Regions from separate parts of the Homo sapiens genome. Here region 2 is linked to region 1. Evidence: chromatin loops called from intact Hi-C (ENCODE). Cell type or tissue: dorsolateral prefrontal cortex. All regions are shown on one strand. Links, peaks and the distances in the headings refer to the core of each region. The heading gives the core; the rest is flanking DNA.

What was found. Peaks named below come from ENCODE experiments on the same cell type or tissue, not always from the same donor. Only the 100,000 strongest peaks of a DNase experiment are listed, where the experiment ranks them.
Region 2: a loop joins it to region 1, with 2.3 times the contacts of the local background. A loop is called at or near these places in 1 of 110 quality-filtered maps.

The regions. Positions count from the first base shown.
Region 1 is chr12:106,641,615-106,649,952 of GRCh38, reverse strand. The region is part of intron 3 of RFX4 (regulatory factor X4); the gene reads right to left. The region is part of intron 1 of LOC100287944 (a long non-coding RNA gene); the gene reads left to right. Among named protein-coding and RNA genes, the nearest start is that of RFX4, 63 kb to the right of the region's middle. RefSeq lists an enhancer at 5,017-5,518. In dorsolateral prefrontal cortex, for the core only: no CTCF peak of the experiment used is centred there; DNase peaks (open chromatin) are centred at 4,682, 5,002 and 5,436; H3K4me3 peaks cover 1,076 bases; H3K27ac peaks cover 3,735 bases.
Region 2 is chr12:106,490,483-106,498,820 of GRCh38, reverse strand. POLR3B (RNA polymerase III subunit B) reads right to left here. Exons shown (of 28, transcript NM_018082.6): 24 at 2,663-2,766; 25 at 1,903-2,069. It overlaps LOC100287944 (a long non-coding RNA gene), which reads left to right. Exons shown (of 4, transcript NR_040246.1): 4 at 2,275-2,411. Among named protein-coding and RNA genes, the nearest start is that of RFX4, 88 kb to the left of the region's middle. RefSeq lists a silencer at 4,469-4,633 and an enhancer at 7,355-7,932. In dorsolateral prefrontal cortex, for the core only: no CTCF peak of the experiment used is centred there; no DNase peak of the experiment used is centred there.

The sequences.
Region 1 (8,338 bases), core at 144-8,143:
GGGCATGAACTGAAGCAATGGTTGTGGGGGCAGAGGTAACACTTAGGGTGTGGGCCTCATGCTGCCAGATGTGAGGAGGACAGGAGTAACCAAGCAAACCCTCAGGTTCCTAACTGGGCAGAATGGATGAATGGGGGGCTCCATTCTCCACTACCAGAAATGCAGAAGGAGAGGACAGTTAAGGGTGAAAATCATGCTTTCAAATGCAGCATTAAACAGCATGAGTTTCTAAGTAAGTTACTTTATTTAAGCTCCTTGTGCCTCAGTTTCCATTTGCTGTTCTTGTGGCTTGTGTGCTTACTAAATCTGGCCAAGAGGTCAAGATTAAAATACAAGATCATGGTTAAGAAACATCACATCAAATGAACCCATAGCAGCAACAAACTATTCAAATCAGATGGGTGTAAGTCATGGTTCACACAGGCTGGGCTAATTAAACAGTTACCTGTCAAAGGCCAGAGCCTCCTAAATTACTACATTTCAGCCCACGTTTTGTTCCTCTTTCCGGAGCTTCTGAGCCTCAAAGTAACTAGGTGGCTTATAACTATGAAGCATTTTAATAAGCTCTATGAACAAATGGATGTAATTGGCATGGAAGGGCCCCTTTGATGCTTGATAAGTTTCTACAGGAATAGCATCATGACACCTTTGCCCAAAACCAGAGGTTCTGCCTATCTACTAAAGTTGCTAATTGGAATGTCCACTTCCCTGACCAAAGCATGGCAGAAAGAAAGGCAGTTAATTATTCTTCTTCATATCTGATGAAATTTTCTCGTTTCCTCCTCTCTTTTAGAGGACATCATTAGTCTGACATGGTGAACAATGCTCCATTATACCTGGGTTTTTTTTAATGATCACAAAAAAATTCCCACTTCTTCCATTTTCCTTATCTTCTATTTAACAACTTGATTATATTTGAATTGAGCCTATCCTATTATGGAGAGATAATGAGCTCAGTCTGCTAGCTAACATGAGTCATTATCTGAGTTATATATTTTTAAGAAGACTTCCTCACAAGGTTTCAGCATGTGGCCTCCTAAGGCACATGGAGGAAGCTTTGTATCAGCACTTTACAATGAAAAGCAAATGTTTCGGCACCTGGCATCATTTCCCACTGTCCTCATTTTAAACCTGTGATTTCTTATATGTATATGCAGAGATCTTTTAAACTGATTAGATGTTTTATAGCATGGGGGCAGCATGATCGATGTATTCTTAGGAAAGGTCGCTCTGCGTCAGTTCAAAGTGCCCACTCCTCAAGTTCTTGCACACATGTCAAGAACAGAAACTTTTTCATTCTCTTTTACCAAAAAAAAAAAAAAAAAACCCCACAGGATTTTTTTTTTTTACAGAAAGCCCAGACTTTACAAGACAACAGGATTTTTAAAAATATTAACTATTTTAACTTATCACTGAAGTTGTCACAGAGATCTGAGACTGTAAACTATGTAGAAAAAAAAAAAACCCTTGCTAAGCAATCAGGACAAGACAGTAGTCTACACCCGTCAACGGCTCCCTGTTCCCTCTCCACAAAAGTCTGGATTCCTGACCGTGGCATCCAAGGCCCCTGGCTCCTTTTCCGTCCTGCTTTCCCACACGTATACCTCTTTCCAGCCAACTGGATCGTTTCCTGCTCCTGAGACACACCTTGTCACCTTCCACCCACACACACGATCCATCACCTTCCTACCGCAGGGGATGACCTCCTCCACCGTGTTCCACGCATCAAGGCGCAACTCACATTTCTCTTCCATGGAACTATGTTCAGTGCACACTCAACCCCATCTGCTAACCACTTCTTCATCCTTTCCTCCCTGCCAAATTCATTTATTCATTCAATAACATGTAGAGTGCTGCAGTGGTCTAAATGCCAGCTGCTGTTATGTCTGTAGGAAAAGCCACATCCTCTGCTTGTAAAGCTCTCACTACTTCCCAGGGATGGCCATGGTTCCTCATAGCTTATGGCTCAAATAGCTTCATCAGGAGCCAGCACTGGTTTTAGAGTTTGAGATCACTGACTTTGAATCCTGCCTCCACCACTTACAAGCATATAGCCTGGGGCACGTTACTTGAACTCTCTCACTTCCTTCATCTGTAAAATGAGAGAAACTGTACCATCTCCCAAGCTTGCTGTGAGGACTAGACAAGAATCCATGCACAGCCTGAGGCCCTTTATTGTGGGGGACACTCAATAAAGAGTAACAATTAGCATTATTTTACAATATTGTGGAATATTCAGGTAATGTTTTGTATCTTAAACTGAAAGTCCTTTGATGGCAGGGATCAAACCAAATTCCTATTGATGTTAACATAGTTCCTAGCACTGTGTCCTGAACACAGTCAGTAAACACTGCAGGAGGAAGGAGGGGAAAGGAGGAAAGGCCAATAAGAAGGAAGGCAGGCTTTTGCACAGGTCAAGGGATTCTGGTATTTTATTAATCTTAATATCTGGGTAGTTAAAGGAAAAGCATGGTTAATATTAATATATTTGATTTATATTTTCAAGTGCCTACCCTGCGCTAGGGATGTTCATATTGGCTATCACTACCCCCACAAGATGAGTAAACACTATGCCCTAGGACATAGAGGAAGAAATGGAGGGCCAAGGAAGTAAAGTGGCTTGTCCACAGCGACTCTGCTGGGAAAAGCTAGGCTTAAAAAGTATGAACTCAGGTATGATGCCTCTAAAGTTCTCACTATGTGCCAGAGACTGACATTCATTTGGTTAGTCAGAATACATTTATTGAGCACCTACTATATGCCAGGCACTGTAGAATACAGCCATGAACAAGAAGATGCTACTCTTGCCCCAGCCTTTAAGAAACTGACAGTTTACCAGAAGGAAGATGGGAGCTAGGGAGATAACACCACCAGACAGCAAATGAATAGAAAACAGTGGGCTTTGGCTCATACAGGCTCTGGTTAGGACTGAGGCTAAGTCTAGAAAACTCCAAAGCAAAATAAAACAAACAAAAAAACAATCTATTTCATTACACAACCATTAAGCCATGCTTTGCTGCCAAGTAGACGAGCCAATCAGAAACATGCATTTGTGTGGACACTGACATTTCTCAGGGGACTTCAGCTGACCCAGCTTCCTTGTTGTTGAGGATTTCCCTGGGGAGTCAGGAATGTCCCCCTCTTTGTGTAGAAAGAGACTACCTTGGTTTCCTCCTCTTTAAATACAGGTAGCTGTCCTGCCTTCTCTACAGGATTTTCATGAGGATTAGGTGTGCTCAGCAGTGACATCACCTGACAAGCCTGGCATCCCACGGGTGATTGCTGAACCTGTAGGTTTGGCTGATGTGGGGCAATGGACTGAATCAGAGATTTATTCCTGCCATTGTAATGTCTAAACTGGACCAGAACAGTAGTCATCCAATTCCTACGCTGGGTTTGACCTACAACCTACTGAATTAGTGTTCTAGTAAGGCCTGGGCTTAGGTAGCTTCTGGAATCTCTCAGCTCAGTTTTTGGTTATTCAAGTCCCCTCTTTTTTTTTTTTTTTTTTTTTTTTTTTTGGATAAAACTAGGCAATGTATTAAGCACAGTGTTGCAATTTCCATTTGGTTCCGAATGCTTCTTTTGGGGCCTAGGCTACAGGTTTGCAGCCCAGAGCTCTGGTTGTCCTGGACAGTAGCTGAGGTGATTTTGGCACCATCCCCTACCAGAAGCTACCTCCTCAGTGGTCCCTTTCCACCTATACCCAGTACTCTACTCATCTCTACTGCACTTTGCCATTATGAATAAGGCCCCGCAGAACATCTTCGTATGTGCCCCCTTACACACCTGTGTGGGAGTGTTTCTCCCTGCCAGCATCAAGAAGCACAGCTGCTGGCTGCATGTGCTTCAAATGCTAATGGATTGCAAAATTGCCCGTCAAATGGCTTTACCATTTGACACATTTACCCACAGCACAAAATACTTTTTTTAAAAAAAGTTGTGGTTCCACAACACAGCATCTCATTCCCTGAGAAATTTCTGCCCTTGGCATTGGGTTGTCCAGCTTAACTGACCTTTCTCCATCTGTAGCTGAGGTCATCCGGAGGGACACAGTCACATCTAGTGGCATTATCTATCAACACTGGTTGTGTTCAGAGCTAAAAGTGTTCAGCCTCCCTTTTTAGAACCATGTTACCTAACTCACATTATGAAAGCAATGTTCTGTCACTGTTGAGTAAGAATCAAGTCACAAAAGGGTGCAAAATGTCAGTTATCGGTTACATCCAATGAGTCTGATCTAGCAGCTGTGATCTGGTCTAAAATGTCAATGTATTTCTTCTTTGGAACAGTGCCAAACCCAATGTCTTACCTATGACCTTCCAGAACATTCTAAAGAGAAATTATAAATTTCTTTTGTTTCATATTAATTTGGAATATTGATAGCTTGTCAACCACCCAAGTCCTCAATTTAATTTTTTTCAAAAGAAAGGAAAATCTCCCCCCAATCCCCCCCGAAAGTGACAATTTGATCTTCTGTCCTCCTTTTTGGAAGAGCCTCATTTCTTCAGTAAATTGCTGGAAGGGAAAACGTCCCCACCCAGAAGGCGTACAAGGAGCTCTGGGTAAGGGCGGCAAGGGTGGCGGGCGAGGGCGGGGCACGGAGGGGGCATGTGTTGGCAGCAAGTAGGCCGGGACTGCGGAACAGGCTGCTTTCCATTTCGAAATTCTCTGCATGAATAGAGGTTATTGTGCGGCCGGGATTCCAGCAGCGCTCACCATCCCCAGTGAGTTGGGATTTACTAACCCTCGTGACCGAGGATGCTGGAAAGTGTTTGGCAGAAGGCATTTGACAATATTTGCCTGTTTTCTGCTGGGAGTTGCCTCCAGATCACGTGTCCCCAATTATTTTAGGCTGCTTGGCTGCTGTATTATTTGTTCTTAGAGCGGTGTTATTTGTTCTAGGGGGAGGGGGAGGGGGTTTGTGGCAAGGAAGGGGAAGAAGGAGAAGCAAATAGCTCCTAACCCAATTCCAATAACAAGCCAAATGTCCCAGGAGAGCTCGACACTGTCAGGCGGGTGGCGGGCGCCTTAGTGGTGCGGCCAGTGTCCTTTCCTGGGCCTGCCCTCCTCTCTGTCCTCAGGGGCTGGCCACTGCCGCTGGAGAGAGGGCACAGCATGAAGGACATAAATGCCTCAGAGAATGAGATGCTTGTCCTAGCATTAGGTTCCTGTTTTGTTTTGTAAGTATTTTGCACTGCAGATGAAGATATAAAATGGTAAAGCCATTTGATGGGTAATTTTGCAATCCCATCAACACTTTAAGTGTTAATGGAGCAATTCTGTTTCTTGATACAGACATGAAGAAACACTCCCACGGTGTCCAAGGGGGCACACACGAAGATGTTCCGTGAGGCCCTACTTGTAATGGCAAAGATGAGATTTGAACAAAACTTAAATGTTCATCAAAAGGGAAGTGGCGCCGGGTGGGGTGGCTCATGCCTGTAATCCCAACACTTTGGGAGGCTGAGGCCGGTGGATCACTTGAGGTCAGGAGTTCAAAACCAGCCTGGCCAACATGGTAAAACCCCATCTCTACCAAAATACAAAAATTAGCTGGATGTGGCGGTGCGCGCCTGTAATCCCAGCTTCTTAGAAGGCTGAGGCAGGAGAATTGCTTGAACCTGGGAGGTGGAAGTTGCAGTGAGCCGAGATCACACCATTGCACTCCAGCCTGAGTGACAGAGCAAGGCTCTGTCTCAAAAAAAAAAAAAAAAAAAAAGGGGAAATGGCAACATTAATTCTGCCATTGTCTTATGCTAAACACTGAGCTGCAGTTAAAATGAGGTTGTTCTTTATGAACCATGAGTGTAGCTTCAGGACATTCTACTAAGGAAGAAAGCAAGTAGTGGATCAATACAGCATAACAGGTTGCGGGTCAATATTTTTAGTGTGATACATCTGCATGCTTTTTATAAAGGAGACAATGCTAAATTAAAAACCATACTTCAGAAACTTCTACAGATACATATGTGTGCAAATTCATAGGGAAGGGTCTGTAATACATATCTACACATATGTATACACACAAGTGCACACATGCACACACATGTCTCACTGAATAGGGTTGCTTTTGAGGAGAAGGCAAAGAACTACAAGGAGAAATGGACTGGAGTCTTACCTATAATGTTTTTAATTTTTTAACAAGGAAATGTATTTCTTGTGTAAACAAAATAAAAGTAAAGCAAAAATATATTTATTAAATTTACTTATATCCTGGGTTTTTTTTTAAGCTAGCAAAAGAAGAAGAAAATTAGACAAAGGAAAGAAGTGATTGCAAAAGTCTGTAAGCATCAGATTTAGCTCTCAACCCCACGGCAGCCACAGCAAAAAGGGGACACGTTGTAAATCATGTCACTTTTCCTTGTAAAATGGAGGGTGCATCCACTCTCTTTTGAGAGAGAAAGTTTTTATACTGAAACCATATTTTTTAAAAGATGATACATGTGCAGCTTTACGTAGGAGGTCACATGTTCTCCACACCGTTTTAAGCATGACTGTTCCTATCTAAGTTTAATGTCCTACTTTCTTTTCCCTACTGCTTATGTAGCCTCTCCCCTGCCTGCCTCTCCCACCTCATCTTGTGTCATTCTCCTCCATGTGTGCTATGCTCCAACCACATGGGCCACCTTCTCGTGGGTCCTTCAGCAAGCTCAGCCTGCTCCCATCCCGGGAAGGAGTGGTGGACGCTGAGTGTGCCCAGACTGCCCTGAGGCACTGAGACATTGTTCCCCCTACTGGGAGGCTGAATCATTCCAAGGAGTGATCCTCAGCAAAACATGAAGGCAACCGCCTCTCCCAAGTTACACCCCCACCCTGGGGGCAGCCTGTATTCAGTGATGGACAATGGGGTTGGGGGATAAAGGTCTGGATCCGTTGCTTTGATTCAGATCATTTTTAACTGGCCATCTCCACCTCAGAACTCCCTGTAGGATTGGCTGAAGCCTCTGTGATAACCTCTTCACTGCCTAACACCCCCTCTGTCTATTCCAGCATCCCTCACACCCCTATGGGCGTGGAGGCTGGGCGCATGCCCTAATAAACCACCTGTAGGCACAACTCTGCTCAATCTGGAGAGGTCACCTGCAACAGTGGGGCCTTTGTAGAAGCTGTTCTCTCCACCTGCAACATTCCCCTGTCCCTGGTTTTCACACTGTCATGGTGTCATACATGTATCCACTGAAATGTCACCTTCTCAGAGAAACTTGCCCTTACTGCTCAACCTGAAATAGCCTCTCAGACACTATCGTATTAGCCAAGCTAAAGTCTCTGCACAGCACTTCTCACTATCTAATGCATTACTTGTTTATCTATCAATCATTAGTTGTTTTTTTAAATAGAGACAGGGTCTTGCTCTGTCACCCAGGCTTGAGTACAGTGGCACAATCAGGCCACTACAGTCTTGATCTCCAAGGCTCAAGCGATACTCCTGTCTCAGCCTCCAGAGTAGGTAAGACTGCAGGCTTATGCCACCATGCCCAGCTAAGTTTTTTGTTTTTTGCAGAGACAGGGTCTCACTATATTGCCCAGGCTAGTCTTGAGCTCCTGGCTTCAAGCGATCCTCCCACTTCAGCCTCTCAAAGTGCTGGGATTACAGGCGTGAGCCACTGTGCCCTGAGTGTCATTAGTTTAATGACATATATATACGGGCACGGTGGCTCACACCTGTAATCCTAGCACTTTGAGAGGCTGAGGAAGGTGGATCACATGAGGTCCAGAGTTTGAGACCAGCCTGACCAACACGGAGAAACCCTGTCTCTACTAAAAATAAAATATTAGCCGGGTATGGTGGTGCATGCCTGTAATCCCAGCTACTCGGCAGGCTGAAGCAGGAGAATCACTTGAACCCAAGAGGCGGAGGTTACAGTGAACCGAGCTCACGCCATTGCACTCCAGCCTGGGCAACAAGAGCAAAACTCCATCTCAAAAAATAGATATAGATATAGATATAGATATAGATATAGATATAGATATAGATATAGATAGATATAGATATAGATAGATATAGACATAGATATAGATATTTCCCCTTTTTCCCCTGTCATCAGCTCCTCTTCTTGGTCTACCTTATCCACCATTGCATTTCCAGAGCCTAGAACAAGGAGCTAGCAAATACCAGGTGCTCAGTAAACATTTATTGAATTAGTTAATGACTGAAATTCTATCTTAAACATATAATATAAAGATAATTAGAGCAAACGTTAATGTTCTTTGAACAACTTGATGTCTTTTGATAAGAATAGGCGAATATGTACAAATTCTCAGATTTGGTTTGGCTTTGAAAATAGACTTATCATTAAAAAAAATTCACTGTCTGACCTTGTGACTTGGAGGGTGA
Region 2 (8,338 bases), core at 181-8,180, 150 kb after region 1:
TGAGGTCAGGAGTTCGAGACCAGCCTGGCCAACTTGGCGAAACCTCGTCTCTACTCAAAATACAAAAACTAGCTGGGCATGGTGGTCTGTGCCTGTAGTCCCAACTACTCGGGAGGCTGAGGCAGGAGAATTGCTTGAACCCCCCCGGGAAGCAGAGGTTGCAGTGAGCTGAGACAGCGCCATTGCATTCCAGCCTGGGCAATAAGAGCGAAGCTCTGTCTCAAAAAAACAAAAAAAACAAACCCCAAAAAACAAAAAAAACTCCCAAAACCAAACAAAAAACAACACCCAGAAGAACACTAGAAACACTAGGTCCTGGAGTTTTATCTGGCATTAAATACCTAAGTGTGTCTTAATTTAGGCAACTAATTTGAACTTTTAAAAACCACGATGATTCCAGCTTCAGAACCTTGTCATTCACGATCATTGCAGAGATCTGTTTCTCACAGGTTAACACAAGCTCCCAAGCCTGGTCGCCTGGCTCTTCTTCCCCTCCACCCTCACCTCGGGCTGCCGGTACTGCCTCTTCACTGCACCGCAGCCAGGCTGGCCTCTTCCTGTTCCCTGAACTTACCAAGCTCTTTCCCTGGCAAAGTGTCAAACATAACTTTTCCTCTCCCTTAAACACTCTTCGAATGCCCTATCCTTCTCACCCTTTATCTCTCAGTTGAAATATCATAGCCAGTTCCTCACAGGGCCTTCTCACCCACTCTGTCTTCATTTTGGTGAGAGCTATATGTACTTGTATTTATTTGTCTGCATTCCTTTTTTCAATAAATGTTTATGGAGTGCCTGCTGTGTGTCAGGCCCTGTGCTATGCCCTGGAAATAGAACAGTAAACAAAACAGACCAGCCCTGCTTTCATGGAGGTTACATTCTAGTTGGGGAGACAGGCAATAGTATTACTATGTAGTATATTTGAAAATGGTCAGTGCTACAGGGAAAATAAAGCAGCAAATGGGCAGTATGGGGTTATAGTTTTAAATTAGATGGTAACAGTAGGCCCTACTGAGAAGTTACCTTGTGTCTATTATTTTTTAATGTCTAGCAACACACCTAAACGGTCAGCTCCATAGAACTGGGACCATGTCTACTGTATTTATTGGTATATACTCAGTGCCTAGCACATATTAGGTAGGTGCTTAGCACATCTTTAGTGAACACATGCACAAATGTTAGGCCTTGGTCTATCTGTCAAAGCATTTATTATTCTGATACTCATCACATAATTGCAGGGAAAGTTCAACAGTTAAAGGAAAACTTTGCATTATATGTAATTGATGTGTTCCTTAAAAGTAGGCATAGGGTAGAAATCATATTTTGGTAAATTAAATCTTTTCTACTTTATATTTTTTGAGACGAGGTCTCACTATATTGCCCAGGCTAGCCTCAAACTCCTGGGCGATCCACCAGCTTTGGCCTACCAAAAATCTACTTTCCAAATTATAATCTTACCAGTACAAACAGCACTCCTCAATTGTTAGTTTTCTAAAGTTAGATTTTCTTGTATCCAGTTTCTTAAAAAAATAAAGCTTAAGGCATATAGCCTTAATGCTTACATCTTAAGGCAGGGGTGTCCGATCTTTTGGCTTCCCTGGGTCATACGGGAAGAAGAAGAATTGTCTTGGGCCACACATAAAATACGCTAACACAAATGATAGCTGATGAGCTAAAAAAAAAAAAATTTTTTTTTTTAAATCATGAAAAACTCTCATAATGTTTTTAAAAAAAGTTTACGAATTTGTGTCAGACCGCATTCGAAGCCGTCCTGGGCCACATGCCGCCCACGGGCTGTACAAGCTTGCCTGAAGGTATACTTAATAGAGTATACCTTAAGGCTTTGTCTCCCCTATCCTAGTAAAACCATTCTTTTTCTTTAAAATAGCTCAATCGCATGCTTACCCTGTGATGCCGGATGTAACATAGTCTTTCCCCAAGTAGTTATAACCATGGCGAACGAGGTCCTCACACACATCCTTCACTTTACTGCCTCCAAACGCAGTGCCGTAGTGGAATCTGCCGTCCAGCACACCGGCCTTGCCAGCCAGCAGCTCAATGAGCTTCCCCACCTGCAGGATGTGAACAAATTAAGTGAGCACCTCCCTGTGGCACAAGCACTCTCTCTGCTTATTTATCTCCAGCTCATTTCCCCACGACCACTATTAATAACAGTAATAAATTAATAGAAGCAGTATTTAAGCTTGACATGTGTGATCTAATTTTACGCCTCTCAATACCCCTATGAGATAGGTCCTATATTTCTTCATTTTACAGATGAAGAAACTGAAGTATGGGAAGGATAAGCAACTTGTCCAAGGCCACACAGCTGGTAAGAGGTGGAGCCAGGATCACTAAAAATAATCACTGAAAGGGAGATCCATTTAGGTTCAAGACAAGGGATTCTCTTTTGCTGAGGGGTAAATTCATCACTCAGAAGACTCCACTCTCAAAGGGAGGTATAGATGTGCTCCTCATTCTTTATGTAGAGGGGAGTGGCCCAGAATCGTTAGGGGCTGGAAGCCTGTTTATCTGGCAAGGGGCAGAAGAGCTCTACCTGAAAAAACAGCTTCAGAGTCCTCGTCACCTCCACTCACTCTAACTAAACTAACTGCCTGCTTCTTCCTTAAAGGCAATGCCTCTGAAAAACCTACAGGTCACTGACCGTCATTCGTGATGGGAAGCCGTGTGGGTTCATGATGATGTCCGGACAGATGCCAGAATCACAAAATGGCATGTCTTCCTGGGGGACGATCAAGCCACAAACACCTGGGGGAGAGAAGATTTCATGCCACATAAAGCAAGTTGGCAGAAAGGAAGAATACAGTACTTAATTGGGATCTCCCCGCTGCTATCTCTATTTCCACTGCTCTAAAATCTTCCCCATGGCCTCTATCAAGAGCAACAAAAGTGATTTTCAACAATCCTGCTTGACAAACAGTTCAAAAACGACTCTCCTTGCGAAAGGCACTGCAGCCTGTGGACTGTGCTGCCGGCATAGCACACAATGGTGCTGTTGGGCTGCCTGCCCACCCTCCTGTGCCACAGAGACTGAAGAGCAGCAGCTTCACTGGACCCCAGGCCTGTGGCCATACCTGAAGCTTTAAGTCAGCAGCAGTTTTGCTCCTCATTAGCTAGTTCGTGATCTCCTGGGTTCTACACCCAAGTTATAGGAATCCAAGTTCTCTGACCCCCAAACACAGAAATGATTGGATGAGGAGTGTGCTTACAATGTGGTTTGAAAAACCAGTGACAAGAAGTACCTGTGTGTGGCTGATGTGCTAACAGGTCTACCTATAGGCTGCAGTGCTCTGGCTGGTTGGCTGATTTTTGCTAGGGCTTCCCCTGGCTGAGTCTAAACTGCCCAAAGGAATTTTAATTCCTATAGCTTACAGCCCATTAGGAAAGTGATCTTTGATTGAACTTGTAAAGTTGAACAAGAAAATTGAATACCAAATCGTTCTTGGAAAAAAAAAGGCTAGAATTAGAAATGGAATTCTAAGAATGAAAACAACAAAACAAAAATCTACCAACTCTATACACTACTAATATTCTCTTAAATTAATTCCCTTAATATTATTCTAACCTATAGGGGATTTTGTTGCTAAATAGTTTTTCATTCCTCTGATTTTTTTGGGAAGAGGAATGGGAATAGAATTTAGATTGTTAACTATAATCTCCATAATTTAGAATTGTACAGTGTCATTGGACTAAGAAAACAAACACTTTTACATTGGTAGTAAAAGATAAAATTCCTTTTCTCTGTGTATAAAGTTATTAACTATCTGCCCCTATTGCAAAGAAACTGCTCTCAAATATTTCATTCAATTTGATTCTATGTAATTATTCAAACTATTTCAATAGTTTGCGATTTGTTGTAATCACCAGGAGCTAAAGTCAAAAGAAAAAGAATGCCATTTTCCTAGGTAATACTGGTTATTAATATTCTGATTTATTGTAGCTGACAACAATATGGATATTGTGGAGTTGAATTCTAGAGCATGTAGTTAGTTTAAATTGGCTTTTGGGTTAAAATGGTATTGTTTATTATAAATATATGCTTTCCTACATGAAGAACAGAAACAATCATTCAGTTCACTTTATTTCAAATTCAGCTACAATGTGTTAGAATTTCAATCAAGCAGAGTGTGTGAGCCTTCTTTCTTCCCTCCAAAAATCCATCTTATCCACACTGAAATTATCTGACAAAACCCTAGGGCTACTGGGAAATCTACTTTGAAAGAGATCAAATTGTAAATCTAGGTGCACCGACAACAACATTGTTCAGCAGTGAACAAAATGTTAAAAATGGCAATCCCTAAAGGGGCCGGTTCTGGGACGAGCTCGGGGGAGAATGTAATTTTGGCTGGTGAGGAGATGGAGGGTTCAGCTATACCCCTGAAAAAACAAAACCAAAGAGAAATCTCGGCACCCCTTAAGCAGCAGTTCGCAGGAGGAGGCTGGCGTCTGCTCAGGAGGAAGCTGCCTGTCCACCCTCCATCAAGAGAAGGTGGGAGAGAGGGGCAGGAGGTGCAGAAACTGACCAAGGAAGCATGACATACTTATATTGGGGGTGGGTAAGGAGAGAGATGACTTACATTTTGTGTTTTCAGTTTTAATCGACACATTTAATTAAGCAAATTCAACTTTATTATGTTATTAAAATGAAAAAAGTGCTCGTTCCACTGAAATGTGAATCTCTAATACCTTTGCTTGAAATCTGATTAAGAATATTTAGTGCAGAGCTTCCTTCTGGGGAAGTTGTTTTCTTATCAGCCCTCTTCTGACATTTAGTTAAAAAAAATACACATAAGCAGCTTTCGGATTTTTTTCCTTCCATTATAGGAACTGCTTTGGCAATATCTGAACCAAGGGCACCTGTAAGTCAAAAATTAAATCTTAGCTGACTTAAAATTACTTCAGGCCCTGAAAACCCTTTTATATGCCAAGATGGTTCCCATAGCAGACAGCCCTGTGTTGTTTGTTTTGTGTGAAAGTGAATGATAAAAGATCCATGAAATCGACACAGAAAGCCAGAACAGCAGAAAGAACTGAGGGCTCTCCATCATTGCGGCTTCTACCCTCTGCTGACTTGCGGAACAATGGAAGCTACACATCCAACTGCAGATCTAACACAGCTGTGCATTTCATTAGATGAAGAGCACTAGTGACACAAGTAAATAATTAACTTATTCTGGTCCGCTGACTGTGCTTATGAGACCAGTCATAGCTGACAGATTTTAATACAAGTTAACACAAAGAGACCATAATGAGCTTAGAAGTTAAAACAAAATATTTAGACAGAATTTGATGATCTCGAATCTCAAATTAGACAGATGATTTTTAAAAGTTTGTATTTTACTGAATTCATTAGGGGTAGAAAGAGAGTTCTCAATCTTAGAACCAGACTTATCTTTTTCTAACAGTATTTCTCTGTTTCAGAATTATTCAAATCCTTAATCACAGCGGGAAGGTTTCTTTTCTTATTTTCAAATGAAAGATTAAAACTGTTTTCTCCAGGGACAGAGGCATAAAGTCCATTCCAATATTTAGAAGTCTTAAAAGTTATGGTCATTTTCCCTTAACACTGGTTTAAAATGTAAATGATATGCGGTGCGCTTCAATGTGTTAACACTCCCCTGGATCCTTGAAAAGAGGATGGACTACAAATAAACCATATCTAATGGAAGCTGTTGTGAAACAATTACCAATTCATACCTTAAATGCTTACACAGCATTTCAGATTTTAAAATAAAATTTCATCCCCTGGCTCAAGCTGGTGTCTCAACCCCATTGTTTACAGCACAGCCTCCCAGCAATAAAATGCAAATACACCAGTTTAACATGCTCAGGAACATTTAATGCACTCAGGAGGGCCAAATGGGAATTGGACCACAGACTACAGTATAGAACTTTTAACAAATGCAAATAGTAAGAAAAAAAAATAGAATCACAGAAAGTTAGAGCAGAAAGGGACTGCCAATACCCCAATCGACAAAATATTATTCCATCACCATCCATCTTAATTTCTAGTTGTAAAGGGGAAGAATTGAGGGAGTCTAAATCTGACTGCCGATCCACTCAGGAGAGGCACTTCTGACATCCACTATCACAGCTCTCTGTATCATGCTTCAGACACTGCTGGCTCCTACACCAATTTGTTATTTCTATTTCCAAGGCTTCACAGAACAACATAGAAATCATTTAAGAATAGGCTTGCTCAGGAAAAGTCAAGTTAATCTCAGGAATCATCTGGTTGTCTTTAAACATACTCATTTTTTCTTTTCTTAGACAGGGTCTCACTCTCTTGTCCAGGCTGGAGTGCAGTGGCACAATCATGGCTCACTCAAGTGATCTTTCCACTTCAGCCTCCCTAGTAGCTGGGACTACCACATCCAGCTGCGTGCCACCACGTCCAGCTAATTTTTAATTTTTTTTTTTGTAGAGATGAGGTCTCACTATGTTGCCCAGGCTGGTCTCAAGTTCCTGGACTCAAGTCAAAGGGCTGGGATTAAAGGTGTGAGCCACCATGCCTGGCTTAAAAAGTATTCCTAATTCTAAACAGCAACTGACATATTCAAGTCATTTTTGGCCTTTAAAAAATACTGGTTTTAGTGTACTGTCTCTGTGTAATGGACTATCTTAAGCAGGAAAAAAAAAGGTAAGAAAAGAAGAAAAAAATGGTAAGAAAAATTAACACATTCTAGTAGCATATGAAGACAGGAAAGCAAATGGCAACTGCAGAAGACAACTGTAATGCCATCTCTAATTCAAGAGATGTTTTTGATGTGACTTCAGTGTGTTGAGACCTGACTAGAAGATTGTTTCAATTTTGCTGATGGCCAGTTCTCATTTTAATATTACAGTCTGCTTTAATTTTTACATTTTTATTTAGCAAGTCTACCTTCTAAGTGTAATCACATTTGAATTAAATTTACCCCTCTGAGGTTAATATATATTATTACTCTTCCTTTTCTGAGTGAGGAAAGAGAAAAAGAATCATTTCCCTCAATTGCTGGGGAAGTAGAGGTTCAGGGCCCCAACTCCAGATAGGCGGAGGTAGCTTATGTCAAGTCATCTGAGTGAATATTGAAAACTTCGTAAATATATTGCATACATTTATACAATTCAGCTTGCCACTTTCTAATGCTCTAAATGATGTGGAGCACATCTGGCAGGATGGTCTGCTGAAATAATCCTAATCAAAGTCTAAATTACCTCCTTTTACTTTCTGCAGATACTCAGCAGTTGGACAAGGCTATTTATTCTGCACAGTTTTACACTCCTTACACTGAATGGTGAAATGATGCTGTGGTTTTTCTCCATCAGTCACAGTGCAAGAAGAGAGCTGTGTTTAGTAAGGGATGAACACTCAACCAGTGCCCAGTATTAGTGAGGTTTATAAATGTGGGGGAAATGCCGTCTGTAAAAAATTCATCACCCCTTGGACTCTTAGACCTATGTAGAGCAGGTGAATCGAGGAATTGGGTGACTTTAATTTGACTCAATGCTGTTCCACTGATATGTTACTTTGGGGGTGCGGGGGAAGCACCACTTTCTGGTGAGCCTTAGTTGTTTGCTCTTTGTAACGGGAATAATTAGCACCTATCTCATGAAGCAATTGTGTTAGAAGAACAGATGAGCTAATGTCTGAGAGGTACTTTAAGGTCCTTAGAGAAAGGCTGCATCTAAATACAAGGAATTATTATTATATAAGAAACCTAATTACTCTCAGCAGGAAGCAAACTAGCAAAGCAAAGGAGACCAACTTAATGAATAGAAGGAGCAGTTGCAGTTGCACTAACTTTGGCTGGAGAGGCAGAAAAGCAGCTCATTCCTTCCTGGGTTGTGCAGGTCATTTAACATCATCAAGACACTGTCTCCTGATAACTTTCACGAGGCCTGGGGTTGCAGATATCTATTGGGGAATAGTTTACTGCTGATGAATATGGTGGTAAATGGGGCCAAAGAAGCAGTAGGAATGCTTTCAAGTTTGACTGTTCCTATTAAGACATGGTTTGCTTTGAGTAAACTCATCTCAATGAGCCTTTATACATTCAGAAATGAAATCTCTAAATCAAAATGTTAAGGCTAACACAGGTGGTTATTCCGTTCTTCCCCTCCCCTTTTCCAGCTATCGAATTAACCTCCTTTTATTTTTCACACCACCACCTTAAATAATCCCCAGAGGGAGGGGAGTAGACAAAAACTGTTGAATCATATTGGCTTTGTTCTGTTGTTGAATCATTTCCAGATCTATCACATCACTTGCCATATACCGGTTGACATAATTTTAATTCGGCTCTTCCTTACATGTTAACAGATAAATAATGCATAAGAA